Regions from separate parts of the Homo sapiens genome. Here all the other regions are linked to region 3. Evidence: chromatin contacts called from ENCODE Hi-C or POLR2A ChIA-PET data. All regions are on one chromosome and are shown on one strand. Each heading gives the region's core, a stretch centred on a gene start or an enhancer-like site at or near the end of the contact. The rest is flanking DNA. Distances are from core to core; before and after follow the strand shown.

Region 1 (4,481 bases), core at 333-2,832, 110 kb before region 3:
GGCGTGAACCCGGGAGGCGGAGCTTGCAGTGAGCCGAGGTCGCGCCACTGCACTCCAGCCTGGGTGACAGAGCGAGACTCCATCTCAAAAAAAAAATAATAATAAATAAAAATACAAAAATCAGCTGGGCATGGTGGCATGCACCTATAATCCCAGCTACTCAGGCAGCTAAGGCAGGAGAATCACTTGAACCCCAGGAAACGGAGGTTTCAGTGAGCCGAGATCACCCCACTGCACTCCAGACTGGGTGACACCATGAGAAAAAAAAAAAAAGGATGATTGAAGGCAGTTTCTACAGACTAGTCTGTCCTGCTTGGAGAATGGGGGAGGCTGCCAGGTGGCTGCAGCAGCTGAAGGCAAAAAGTGTACCATCTTTTTTTTTTTTTCTTCTTTTTTTAAGAGATGGAGAGGCAGGGGGTGGTGGCTCACGCCTATAATCCTAGCACTTTGGGAGGCCGAGGCGGGCAGACCACGAGGTCAGGAGTTCGAGACCAGCCTGGCCAACATGGTGAAACCCTAAATTAAATCTCTACTAAAAATACAAAATTTAGCTGGGCATGGTGGCGGGTGCCTATAATCCCAGCTACTCAGGAGGCTGAGGCAAGAGAATCGTTTGAGCCCGGGAGGCGGAGGTTGCAGTGAGCCAAGATCGTGCCATTGCACTCCAGCATGGGAGACAGGGTGAGACTCTGTCTCAAAAAAAAAAAAAAAAAAAAAAAAGATATAGGTCTCACTGTGTTGCCCAGGATTGTCTCAAACTCCTAGGCTCAAGCAATCCTCCTGTCTTGGCCTCCCAAAGTGCTAGGATTACAGGCATGAGCCACCATTCTTGGCCCAAAGCACACCATCTATGTGGGGTCCTGGCTCTGCCTCTCACAAACTGTGACCTTGAGCCAGTAGATTACTTTGTTAAGCCTTAAATTCCTCATCTGTAAAACAGAGATAAGACCACCCATCTCAGGGGCATTCAACTGTGATAATTTCATTTATTGTCCAAACCAAGTTTACTAATTATTGGGTGGGCTGGGAAGTATGATCCCCTGGGTGAAGGTGGATATGAATGTGATTTAAACACCGTGAAACTCTGTGCATATGTACAGAGTTATTGCTGTTACTGCAGATGCTGGGAAGAGCTGCTCACCTTCTCAGTAACTCTGCCTTGACCTCCCCTTACCTCCTGTGCTGAGGTCAGCCCTCTCTCCTCCACGTGGGCCAATGGTGGCTCCTGCCCTCCAGCCAACATCAGAGAGGCTGGAGGCACCTTGTCTTCCTCCCAGCCCTGCCCATCTCCATGACTGACCTTTTTGCGCACCCTGGACCTTGCCAACCCAAGATGCTCGCTCTAGAGATGAAGGTGGATGCAGATGCTGGGGTTCGGGGGTGGCCTCAGCTGAGGGCCTGCTGACCAACCAAAGGGTATCGGCAGGGGCAGGGGCTGGCCCTCACCCTGGGCTGGGGGTTGGGCCAGCAGCTTCTCAGCACCAGGATCATGACTCTGAGCAAACCATGTTTACCAGAGCAGCAAAGGACCTATTTATAGCCTCAGCTGCTGCTTTCTCTGGCTCACGGTGGCGGGGGCAGGGTGGCTCCTCAGAGCAAGGGAGGTAGTCGGGTCGAGGGAACCTGGCTCTGCCCAGGTGCCACTGCCCAAACCCCTGGGCCCCATCCATGGCAAGAGAGACCTTCCCCTTCACCTCCTCCATGCTGCGCTCTCTCCGCCTGCAGCAGGAGTGGCTGGAATGGGAGGACCGGCGGCGGGCGGCTGCCCAGCAGTGCCGGAGCCGCAGGTGCCCGTCAAGTCCCCGGGCCCGACTCACTAGGCCTCACCGTTCCTGCCGAGACCCAGCTGTCCACCAAGCCCTCTTCTCCGGCAACCTGCAGCAGGTCCAAGCCCTGTTCCAAGATGAAGAGGCCGCCAACATGATTGTGGAGACTGTGAGCAACCAGCTGGCCTGGTCGGCTGAACAGGGTAGGGGGCACCAGAAGAGGGCAGAAGAGGAGGGAGAAAGAAGGGGAGTGGGTGGGGAAGGGGGAGAGTCTAGGCCCCTCCTTCCCTGCAGACCACAGACTATAGCAGCCCTTTCCACCACCTATCCTAGCTCCCTCCTAAACAGAGATGAGGCAGGGTTAGCAGTCTGTATGTCTTTTAAGAATTAAAAGTTGACCGGGCACAGTGGCTCACGCCTGTAATCCCAGCACTTTGGGAGGCCAAGGCAGGCGGATCACGAAGTCAGAAGTTTGAGACCAGCCTGACCAACATGGTAAAACCCCATCTCTACTAAAAATAGAAAAATTAGCCGGGCATGGTGGTGCGCACCTGTAATCCCAGCTACTCAGCAGCTGAGGCAGAAGAATCACTTAAACCCGGGAGGCGGAGCTTGCAGTGAGCCAAGATAGCGCCACTGCATTCCAGCCTGGGGGACAGAGCGAGACCCTGCCTAAAAAAAAAAAAAAAAGAGACAAGGTCTCACTATGTTGCCCAGGCTCATCTCGAACTCCTGAGGTCAAGTGATCATCCCGCCTTGGCCTCCCAAAGTGCTAGGATTACAGGTGTGAGCCACCACCCCAGGCCCCAAGGTGAACAAGCCTTTGACACTATTAGCCATTCAAAGACGCTGAGATTTCCTTAATGGGAGTCACTCTACTTAGTTGGCCCCTGTGGTTTTATACAGCAATTAATTTTTTTATGACACATACTATGTTTTGTTACAGATTGATAAGCTGTATTAAAAGGCTGTTCCAATTTATTCTTCCACTTCAGGACTTGAATAAGCCCCCTTCCACAGGTACAGCCTGGCAGTGTTTGTGCTCAGCAAACCATGCAGAGGGAAGGCCAGTGTCAGCTGTCAGCTGGAACCAGCATCCCCACTCCCTGCCCTGCCCTGTCTTATACACCACCTCCCAAAACTATTTGCTCTCCCTAGGGTTCTGGGTGCTGACCCCCAAGACCAAGCAGACGGCACCCCTCGCCATCGCTACAGCCCGAGGCTACACAGACTGTGCTCGACACCTGATCCGGCAGGGAGCTGAGCTGGATGCCCGTGTCGGGGGTCGCGCTGCCTTGCATGAGGCCTGTGCCCGAGCCCAGTTTGACTGTGTGCGGCTGCTGCTGACCTTCGGAGCCAAGGCTAATGTGCTGACTGAGGAGGGCACGACTCCTTTGCACCTCTGCACGATCCCCGAGTCCTTGCAGTAGGTGCCTGGGGGCTGAGACAGTTTGGGGAGAAATGTGTGTGTGTGTCTCCAGCTCACAAGGCCAGAAGAGGGAACCTGACAACCACATGCAGCTTTGTGGTTCATAAAGCACCGCATATACACATCTTCACAATAACCTGGAGACACCTCATCCTACAGATGAGAAAAATGAAGCTCAGAAAGGCTTAGTAACTTGTCCAAGGTCACATCTGCTAAGCCCAGGAGGCAGAAGCCCTGTTGCTTTTTGGGAAAACTCTGTTCCAACTGCAGTCTCCAATACCCTGTGAATCCTTTGTAGCCAAACCTAGCTGTTTTTTTTTGTTTTTTGAGACGAAGTCTTGCTCTGTTGCCCAGGCTGTAGTGCAGTGGCGTGGTCTCAGCTCACTGCAACCTCTGCCTCCTGGGTTCAAATGCCTCAGCCTCCCAAGTAGCTGGAATTACAGGTGTGTGCCACCACACCTGGCTAGGTTTTGCATTTCTAGTGGAGATGGGGTTTTGCCATGTTGGCCAGGCTGGTCTTGAACTCCTGTCCTCAAGTGATCCACCCACCTTGGCCTCCCAAAGTGCTGGGATTACAGGCGTGAGCCACCATGCCCAGCCCAAATTCCTAGTTGTTTTGAGGTATTAAGAAAGATCTGGCCAGGTGTGGTGGCTCACACCTGTAATTCCAGCTACTAGTAGGTCGAGGCACAAGAATCGCTTGAACCCGGGAGGCAGAGGTTGCAGTGAGCCGAGATTCTGCCACTGCACTCCAGCGAGACTGTCTTAAAAAAAAAAAAAAAAAAAAAAAAGCCGGGCGCCATGGCTCACGCCTGTAATCCCAGCACTTTGGGAGGCTGAGGCGGGTGGATCACGAGTTCAGGAGTTCAAGACCAGCCTGGCCAACATAGTGAAACCCCGTCTCTATTAAAAATACAAAAAATTAGCCAGGCTGGGCATGGTGGCTGGCGCCTGTAATCCTAGCTACTCGGGAGGCTGAGGCAGGAGAATCGCTTGAACCCGGGATGCAGAGGTTGCAGTGAACCGAGATTGTGCCACTACACACTAGCCCCTGCAACAGTTGAGACTCCATCTCAAAAAAAAAAAGACCTATGGGCCAGATTCAGTGGCTCACACCTGTAATCCCAACACTTTTGGAGGCGGAGGCAGGAGGATTGCTTGAGTCCAGGAGTTTGAGAATAGTTTGGGCAACGTAAGTGAGGTTTTTGTCTCTACTAAAAATAAAAACTAGCCGGGTATGGTGGCATGAGCCTCTAGTCCTAGCTACTCGGGAGGCTGAGGCAGGA
Region 2 (4,373 bases), core at 1,821-4,320, 93 kb before region 3:
GGCTTACGCCTGTAATCCCAGCACTTGGGGAGGCCGAGGCGGGTGGATCGCCTGAGGTCAGGAGTTCAAGACCAGCCTGGCTGACATTGTGAAACCCTTTCTCTACTAAAAATACAAAAAGTAGGCCAGGCGCGATAGCTCACGCCTATAATCCCAGCACTTTCGGAGGCCGAGGCAGGCAGATCACCTGAGGCCAGGAGTTCGAGACCAGCCTGGCCAACATGGTGAAACCCTTCCCTACTAAAAATACAAAAATTAGCCAGGTGTGGTGGCACACACATATACTCCCAGCTATTCAGTAGGTTGAGGCAGGAGAATCACTTGAACCTGGGAGGCGGAAGTTGCAGTGAGCTGAGATCTCCCACTGCACTCCAGCCTGGGTGACAGCAAAACTCGTCTCCAAAAAAAAAAAAAAAAAAATCAGGATACAAGGCCAGGTGTGCAAATCCTGTTGGTGGACAAATCGCCTCTTTGGGGGCAATTTGGCCACTTCCTTAAACACTGTTCCCAGTTACACAAAAGGCAGGCTACATACAGGAATATTCCTCTCAGCGTTGCTTGCAACAACTCATGTTGGAGTGGTTAGACAAATCCATATTACCCATGGCAGGAAAGAACTAGGGAGGGATTCCAAGTGACCAGCATGTGTACTGCCTTGGGAAGATCTCCCAGAGTGGTTTTTATTGATTGATTGAAACGGGGTCTTTCTGTATGCCAGGCTGGAGTGCAGTGACGCAATCACAGCTCACTGTAGCCTTGACCTCCTAGGCTCCAATGATTCTCCCACCTCAGCCTCCCAAGTAGCTGGGACTACAGGCACACACCGCCAGGCCTGGCTAATTTTTAAATTTTTTGTAGCGACAGGGTCTCGCAATGTTGCCCATGCTGGTTTCAAACTCCTGGACTCAAGTGATCCTCCCACCTTAGCCTCCCCAAGTGCTGCAATTACACTCTAGAGCCACCATGCTCAGCTGAAGACAATTATTTTCCTTTACATTTTTTTTTATTTTGAGACGGAGTCTCACTCTGTCTCCCAGGTTGGAGCATAGTGGCGCGATCACAGCTCTCTGCAATCTTGACCCTAGGGTCAAGCAATCATCCCACCTCAGCCTCCTGAGTAGCTGGCTCATGGCTCACTGCAGCCTTAACCTCCTAGGGTCAATCATCCCACTTCAGCCTCCTGAGTAGCTGGGACCACAGGCACACGCCACCATGCCCAGCTAATTAATTTTTTTTTAGAGATGGGGGTCTCACCATATTGCCCAGGCTGGTCTTGAACTCCTGGCTCAAGGGATCCTCCTGCCTCAGCCTCCCAAAGTGCTGGGATTACAAGTATGAGCCACTGTGCCCGGCTTTGTGAATGTACTTAATGCCACTGAATTGCAAACTTAAAAATAGTTAAAATGGTTTTAAGTTTTATGTTACGTATATGTATATATTTATCTTTAGAGATAGAGGTCTCCCTGTGTTGCCCAGGCTGGCCTTTAACTCCTGGGCTCAAGTGACACTGCTGAGTCAGCCTTCAGAGTAGCTGGGACTACAGGTGCATGCCACTGTGCCTAGCTATGTTTATTTTACCACAATGAAAGGACTTACAAAAAAGAAGCTAGACACCGAAGAGGATACACAGTTGGATTCCATTTATAGCAAGTACAAAAACAGGAAAAACTAATGTATGGTGACAGACGTCAGAATAGTGATTACTCTTTGGAGGTTAATGGCTAGAAGAAGACATGAAGGGGGAGATTCTGGGGTAATTCTTTCTTTTTTTTTTTTTTCCTGAGACAGAGTCTCGCTCTGTCACCCCAGCTGGCGTGCAGTGGCTCCATCTCAGCTCACTGCAACCTCCGCCTCCCAGGTTCAAGCCATTCTCCTGCCTCAGCCTTCTGAGTAGCCAGGATTACAGGCGTGCGCCACCACGCCCGGCTAATTTTTGTATTTTTAGTAGAGACGGGATTTCACCATGTTACCCAGGCTGGTCTTGAACTCCTGACCTTGTGATCCGCCTGCCTTAGCCTCCTAACGTGTTGGGATTACAGGCGTGAGCCACCGCGCCAGTCCTAATTATCTATTTCTTGATCTAAGTGCTACTTCTGCCAGTGTTCAGTTGGTAGAAGCCACCGAGCTTTTTGCTTATGTTTGCCCCTGTCTGGATTATTTATCCTTTAATCAGTAGTTCTCCAAAACCCCAAACTCCAGCGCTTTTTTTTTTTTTTTTGGAGACAAGGCCTCCCTGTCGGGTGCAATGCAGTGGCTCAGATCATAGCTCACTGCAGCCTCGAACTCCTGAGCTCAAGCGATCCTCCCACCTCTGCCTCCCAAAGCGGTGGGATTACAAGAGTAAGCCACTCCCCCCGGCCACAGTAAGTTTTTAGAAAAAATTTTAATTGCGGCCGAGCGCGGTAGCTCACGCCTGTAATGCCAGCACTTTGGGAGGCCGAGACGGGGGCGGATCACCTGAGGTCGGGAGTTCGAGACCAGCCTGACCAACATGGAGAAACCCTGTCTCTACTAAAATACAAAATTAGCGGGGCGTGGTGGCGCATGCCTGTAATCCCAGCTACTCGGCAGGCTGAGGCAAAAGAATCGCTTGAACCCGGGGGGGCGGAGGTTGCAGTGAGCCGAGATCGCGCCATTGCACTCCAGCCTGGGCAACAAGAGCGGAACTCCCGTCTCAAAAAAGAAAAAATTTTAACTGCAAAAATCTGGATAAGTTCTTGAAAGCTGGACTTTTCCCCCTTTTTGTGTCCTAAGCCTGCGCCGAATCTGTGCCTTCTTTGAAATGCTTTCCCGCCTTCTTTCTCCGGGTCCCACACTACCTGGGGCCGCACTCTTCAAGCACTGGATGCTGACTAACTGGTCTCCTTATCTGTCTTCCCGACTGGCCCAGAGCTGAGTTCTTACTAATCCCCGCTAACCTGGAGTTAGGTGCGCGTTGCAAAGCAGTAACGAATCCAATCAGCCGGGGAGGCAGACAGCAGGGCCGGAAGAACAAAGCTGGAAAGGGAAACGTCGCACCGGCTCTGCCCAGCGGCGCCAGCCCGGGCAACCTTCCGCAGTCGCGAAGCCACGCCCCTTTCCCAAGTACCTCCGCGCTAACTCCTCCCCCCTGGCCCCGCCTCTCACCCTGGATTGCCTAAGGCCCCGCCCACCAGGCGTGGCCCCGCTCTGGGAGGGCCGCAATCCCGCCAACAATGACTCCACCCCTCCTTCCGCTGAGAAACCTGTCCCTTTTATTTAAAGAATACCTTTTACGTCAGCCCGTCTTACGCAGCTTCGCGTCATCAGTGCAAGGCGCGGAGGCGGGACTTCCTGTCCCTGGTATAACAGCTTCCGGGAGAAGCCGGAAGAGACCGGACCCTGAACAGAATCGCAGATTGCCAGCCCTTTTCCCGACCCCTACGGAAAGACGAGTCCAGGGGCCGTCCTGGCGAGGTCAAAACATTTAGTCTGGTCTTTTCAGGTGAGGACTTCCCCATCCAGGCACAGTGCCGGTCCAATCCCCCTTTAATTTCCCATGACTCCTCGCGTCCTGAAGCCCCGCCCCCAGTTCCCCAGCCCCGCCCCGAAGTTTGAGGGGTGTGGACGGTTTGTGACCCCCTTAGCCGACCCTACTCCTCACTGGCCGGGACAACTGGTCTTATCACGGAGGCTGGGGCCAGGCAGCCCTTCGGTTCGGGTGGGCCCATGGACCCCAGTCCAACGCCGAGGGAATAGGACCATCCAAAAGCGGAACCTTCGCCTCAGAAAAAGGGTGCGGGACCCCTCCTCACCGTGCGGTCACGGTACGGACAGGGTAGATCACAGGCTGAGGGACAGAGCAAAGACCCCTGAGGCCGGACACCTGGGGTCCTGCCGGGCCCCTCCCCACGAGAGTTCCCTGTGTCTGTGCCAATCGTTTTCGTCTTTCTTTGCCGCAGTTTCTTTTCCTGTAAATCATGGTTAATAACATTAACCTTCTTACCATCAGGGGTTAGTTGTGGTTGTGATAAATAATTACTACCGTTATTAAGCAATTGCAATTTGCAGTGTGCCAGGCACTGTGCCAAGTATTTTGCTTCGATGATTTCACGTCATCTTCAAAACAACCTCATGAGGTAGGTACTGTTTTTAACCCCATTTTACTGATGAGAAAGCTGAGGCTCTGAGAAAGTTGTCTGAGGTGTTATAGCTAGTAAGACGCAAGACTGGGGTTATAATTAGTTGTTTTTCTAACTCCAGGGCCGGTATATTAAATAAGGATGTTGATGTGTTCCACAGATAATTCTTTGAGCAACTACTGGGGCATTATATTGGACACTTCAGTACCAAGAGAAATACATACGATCCTTGTCTACCAGGAGTCTAATAGAAAGATGGACAGGTACATAAGT
Region 3 (4,040 bases), core at 203-2,702:
GGAAGGCTTCAAGGAAGAGACACCTTGAAGGATGGGTGGAACCCTCTGATGGAGAAAATTTGACAGCGTCATTCCTGTACCCTGTAGTGCTGACCTCCCAGGTCACCTCTAATTCCCATCCTGGCCTGCATCTTCCCATCCTTTTAGGTACCCTCTAACCATTACTAATCCCACTGTCTAGTCTCTGTCCCCAGGGGTGAAAATCAGCCCACGGGTGGATAGAGCTGCCCTCAGATGGCTCACAAGTTTCCAGAGACCCAGGGGTTCAAAATGACCAAGTCAACCAGCAGTTACTATTCCTTTATTCGTTCAACACCTGCTCACACGGTCGGGCATGGTGGCTCATGCCTGTAATCCCAGCCCAGCACTTTGGGAGGCCCCGGCGGGTGGATTGCTTGAGCCCAGGAGTTTAAGACCAGATTGGGCAACATGGTGAAACCCCATTTCTACAAAAAAATATAAAAATTAGCCAGGTGGGGTGGTGCATGCCTGTAGTCCCAGCTACTAAGGAGGCTGAGGCAGGAGGATCGCCTGGGCCCAGGAGGTCTAGGGTGCAGTGAGCCATGATCATGCCACTGCACTCTGGCCTGGGTGACAGAGCAAGACCTTGTCTCAAAACAAAAACAAAAACACCAGCTCACACAAGGGTCATCAAAGAGTGTTTAGATGCTTGAGGGGATGGATACCCCATTCTCCATGATGTGCTTATTTCACATTGCATGCCTGTGTCAAAACACCTCATGTACCCCTTACATGTACCCCATAAATATATACAATTACTATGTACCCACAAAAATTAAAATAAAAAAAAGGAGGCTAGACGCAGTGACTCATGCCTGTAATCCCAGCATTTTTGGAGGCTAAGGCGAGTGGATCACCTGAGGTCAGGAGCTTGAGACCAGCATGGCTAACATCGCAAAATCCTGTCTCTACTAAAATACAAAAATTAGCTAGGCTCGGTGGCAGGCACCTGCAATCCCAGCTACTCGGGAGACTGAGGCAGGAGAATCGCTTAAACCTGGGAGGCAGAGGTTGCGGTGAGCCAAGGTTGCACCATTGCACTGCAGCCTGGGCGATGAGAGTGAAACTCCATCTCAAAAAAATAAAAATAAAATAAAAAATAAATAAGGAGAGTTTAGTCTTGGAAAAAGCCCCAGCCCAGGATGAGAGGCTGAAATCTGGGCTCTCCCCAACTAGCAACATCTGACCCTCAACTTCCTCATCCATACAAAAGACTTAATCACACATCACAAAGACCATCCTCAATAAGGGGTGCTGTCTTTACTGTCAGCCTGTACTCAATCTTCCTAAAACTTGAAGAAAGTAGGGTACAGAGAGGTGAAGTAAATTCCCCGAGGTCACACAGCTCATAAGCAGCAGAGCTGGATTGGGACTGGGGATTCACACACTGAAACTTGGGATGGGGGTAGGGAGGGGAAACTCTCCAGGAAATGGCTCTTCTCAGTCGGTGAGATTTTGAGGTCAAACCAGCTGGAGGGAGCCAGGCTCTGGCGGGGCAGCAGCAGACCGGAAACCACAGCCGACTAAGACTGACCTTGGCCTGTAGGGCTGGCTGGGTAGGGCGGGGACGGCCTTGGTTCCCAGCCCTGATTCACTACGTCATTGAAGTCGGTGGCTGAAGACCTCAGCTCTGTCTACTCAGGCTTAGGTGGCCGGGACGCAGGCCTGGCGTAGGGGGGCGCCTGGAAGGGCCTGCATGCAGGTGCAGAGAACCTGCAGGGCGTGAGACCCGCGTAGGGAGAGTACCTATCCTATGTCTGGGGGGAATCTATGCTGGGGAGCCCTGTGGAGGAGGACCTATGGCCGGCGGCCCCCTCTTCCTTCCCCTGACCCTGCACTCCTGGCTCCCTCCCACTTCTGACCCTTCCAGCTGTTCCATGTGGCCTCAGGATAAAGTTCAAGTTCCTCCTTCTGACCTGGCCCCTGCTGTGAACTTGCTCTCCGTCCCCAGCCTGCCCTACTGGTCCTGTCTCTGCGCACTCCCTTAGCTTCATTCACTTTAAAATTGAGCTCAGGCCTCTCTGCAGTCCAGCTTCCACTCCTTCTTCGACTTGGACCTGGCGTGGACGACTGGCCTTCCTCTCCTCTCTCCTGAAGCCCGTCGGACCTCCGCCATGCATGCCTCCCCTTCTGCTAGGTCCTGAGGACCCACCTGTGACTCAGTCACCCTCTGCTTTCAGGGCAGCAGGCACACAGTGGCTCAGAACAAAGGGTGATGGAGGCTGACTGCCTGTGGTCACTGCTGGGGAAGCTGCCTCTGCACTGCCCCAGCCCCGACCAAGGCGTGACCCTTTGAAATACCCGGAACCACAGAACAACCTCCTCTGCTGTGGGGTAAAGGTAGAGGTCGAGGGTCAGCCCCAGGCAGCATCCCAGGTGCCATCAGAGGGCCCCTGATGCTTGGAGCCAGGGTAGGGAGGCGCTGTGTCTAGAAGGGTGCACTTGGGCTCCCCTGGACAACACTGGCTGTGTGAAAGGAACCCCAGCATTAAGGAGGGGTTCCCCCACCCCTGCTATGCACTTTATTTAAAGCCAACCAAACACTGTTAAAATATGAATCACGGGCCAGTTGCAGTGGCTCACACCTGTAATCCTAGCACTTTGGGAGGCTGAGGTGGGCAGGTCACTTGAAGTCGGGAGTTCGAAACCAGCCTGGCCAACATGGTGAAACCCAGTCTTTACTAAAAATACAAAAAAATTAGCCGGGCGTGGTGGCACACACCTGTAATCCCAGCTACTCTGGAGGCTGAGGCAGGAGAATTGCTTAAACCCAGGAGGCGGAAATTACAGTGAGCTGAGATGGCACCACTGCACTCCAGCCTGGGCGGCAGAGCAAGAGTCCGTCTGAAAATAAATAAATAAATAAATAAATAAATAAATAAAAAGAATCACTGCAGCTGTGAATCCACATTAACCCAAAACAGCAGCAAGTAACTGGACCACCCATACTCCTGGCTAGGCCTGGGCTGGACAATGGAAGGGGGAGCAGGGGGGTGGGTGGAGGTAAAGGGAAAGTCTCTCTTGCATCTGTGCCCAATATGCCTGCGTGTCCTAGGGTATGTCTGTATGACAAGGCAGCGGCTGGTGTACCCAAGGGGGTGAGGATGGCATTGTGGGCGATCAGCTCCCATCTTCCCTCTGGCTTGCCCCTGTCTTTTTTCCCCTACAAATCCCCTGGTTCCTGGTGCCTCTCGATGGCTGACCCAACCTTCCTCAGGGCAGGTAGCTCCTCTTCTCAGTCCTGGCCTCCCATCCAAGCCCATGAGGGCCCCTTCCTTGCTGGAAAAACTCTGTCTGTGTTAGTCCTGGAGGAGGGAACAGATAGTTCCCCCAGAAAAGGGCCAAGCCTCCCTTGGGGAGCAGCTCCAGCCCTTCTTGGTCTGTCCTATCTGCTAAGCCAGATGTTTGGGGCCTCCACCTGACAGCTGATGGCAGGGTCTGTCACAGGGCCAGGGCTATGGGTGTGTCCCCCACTGTGTGTGTTTGGCAGGGCAGGTAGGGGAGCAGTTAAGCCAATGGCTTTGAGAGGGTCTGGTGTCTTACTAGTTGTGCGACCTTGAATAAGTTCCCAGAGGTCTCTAAAGTCAAGTTCTTCATCCTTATGGCCAGGCATAGTGGCTCACGCCTGTAATCCCAGCACTTTGGGAGACCAAGGTGGGTGGATCACCTGAGGTCAGGAGTTCGAGACCAGCCTGGCCAACATGGTGAAACCCCATCTCTACTAAAAATACAAAAAATTAGCTGGGTGTGGTGGCAGCTGCCTGTAAACCTAGCTACTTGAGAGATTGAGGCAGGAGAATCGCTTGAACCTGGGAGGCAGAGGTTGCAATGAGCTGAGATCTCGCAACTGCACTCCAGCCTGGGCGACAGAGAGAGACTCCGTCTCAAAAAAAAAAAAAAACAGTTCTTCATCTTTAACACCCAGCCTCCTAGAGAGGTTGTGCTGATAGGAAGACGTTGCACAGGCAGCCCTTAGCACAGCTCCATGCACACAGTTGAGTTTGATAAATAGTAGCGAT

The links. Hi-C counts contacts between places; a loop is a spot of excess contacts on that map. ChIA-PET counts read pairs that join two places held with the same protein, here RNA polymerase II (POLR2A). Pooled maps may share reads with other maps.
Region 1: a loop to region 3 is called in a pooled map, with 2.0 times the contacts of the local background. The contact joins the promoter of ASB16 here to the enhancer-like site in region 3. A Hi-C loop is called at or near these places in 1 of 50 pooled maps. POLR2A ChIA-PET finds 5 or more read pairs at or near these places in 4 of 52 experiments (PC-3, T-cell, WTC11 and 1 more).
Region 2: a loop to region 3 is called in a pooled map, with 5 times the contacts of the local background. The contact joins the promoter of ASB16-AS1 here to the enhancer-like site in region 3. A Hi-C loop is called at or near these places in 2 of 37 single-sample maps with no recorded cell type and 3 of 50 pooled maps. POLR2A ChIA-PET finds 5 or more read pairs at or near these places in 4 of 52 experiments (Caco-2, HEK293 and WTC11).

The regions. Positions count from the first base shown.
Region 1 is chr17:44,169,122-44,173,602 of GRCh38, forward strand. It overlaps ASB16 (ankyrin repeat and SOCS box containing 16), which reads left to right and starts at 1,583. Exons shown (of 5, transcript NM_080863.5): 1 at 1,583-1,969; 2 at 2,925-3,192. The coding sequence starts at 1,669.
Region 2 is chr17:44,183,647-44,188,019 of GRCh38, forward strand. ASB16-AS1 (ASB16 antisense RNA 1) reads right to left here and starts at 3,071. Exons shown (of 3, transcript NR_049730.1): 1 at 2,919-3,071. TMUB2 (transmembrane and ubiquitin like domain containing 2) reads left to right here and starts at 3,326. Exons shown (of 4, transcript NM_001076674.3): 1 at 3,326-3,463; 2 at 4,030-4,097. The coding sequence starts at 4,063. RefSeq lists an enhancer at 2,650-3,184.
Region 3 is chr17:44,278,324-44,282,363 of GRCh38, forward strand. No RefSeq gene overlaps it. Among named protein-coding and RNA genes, the nearest start is that of SLC4A1, 12 kb to the left of the region's middle. RefSeq lists an enhancer at 1,861-2,531 and a cis regulatory region at 3,271-3,564. Within about 2 kb of position 1,453, at least 20 of the 41 ENCODE cell types and tissues checked have a DNase peak (open chromatin) inside an H3K27ac peak, as active enhancers do.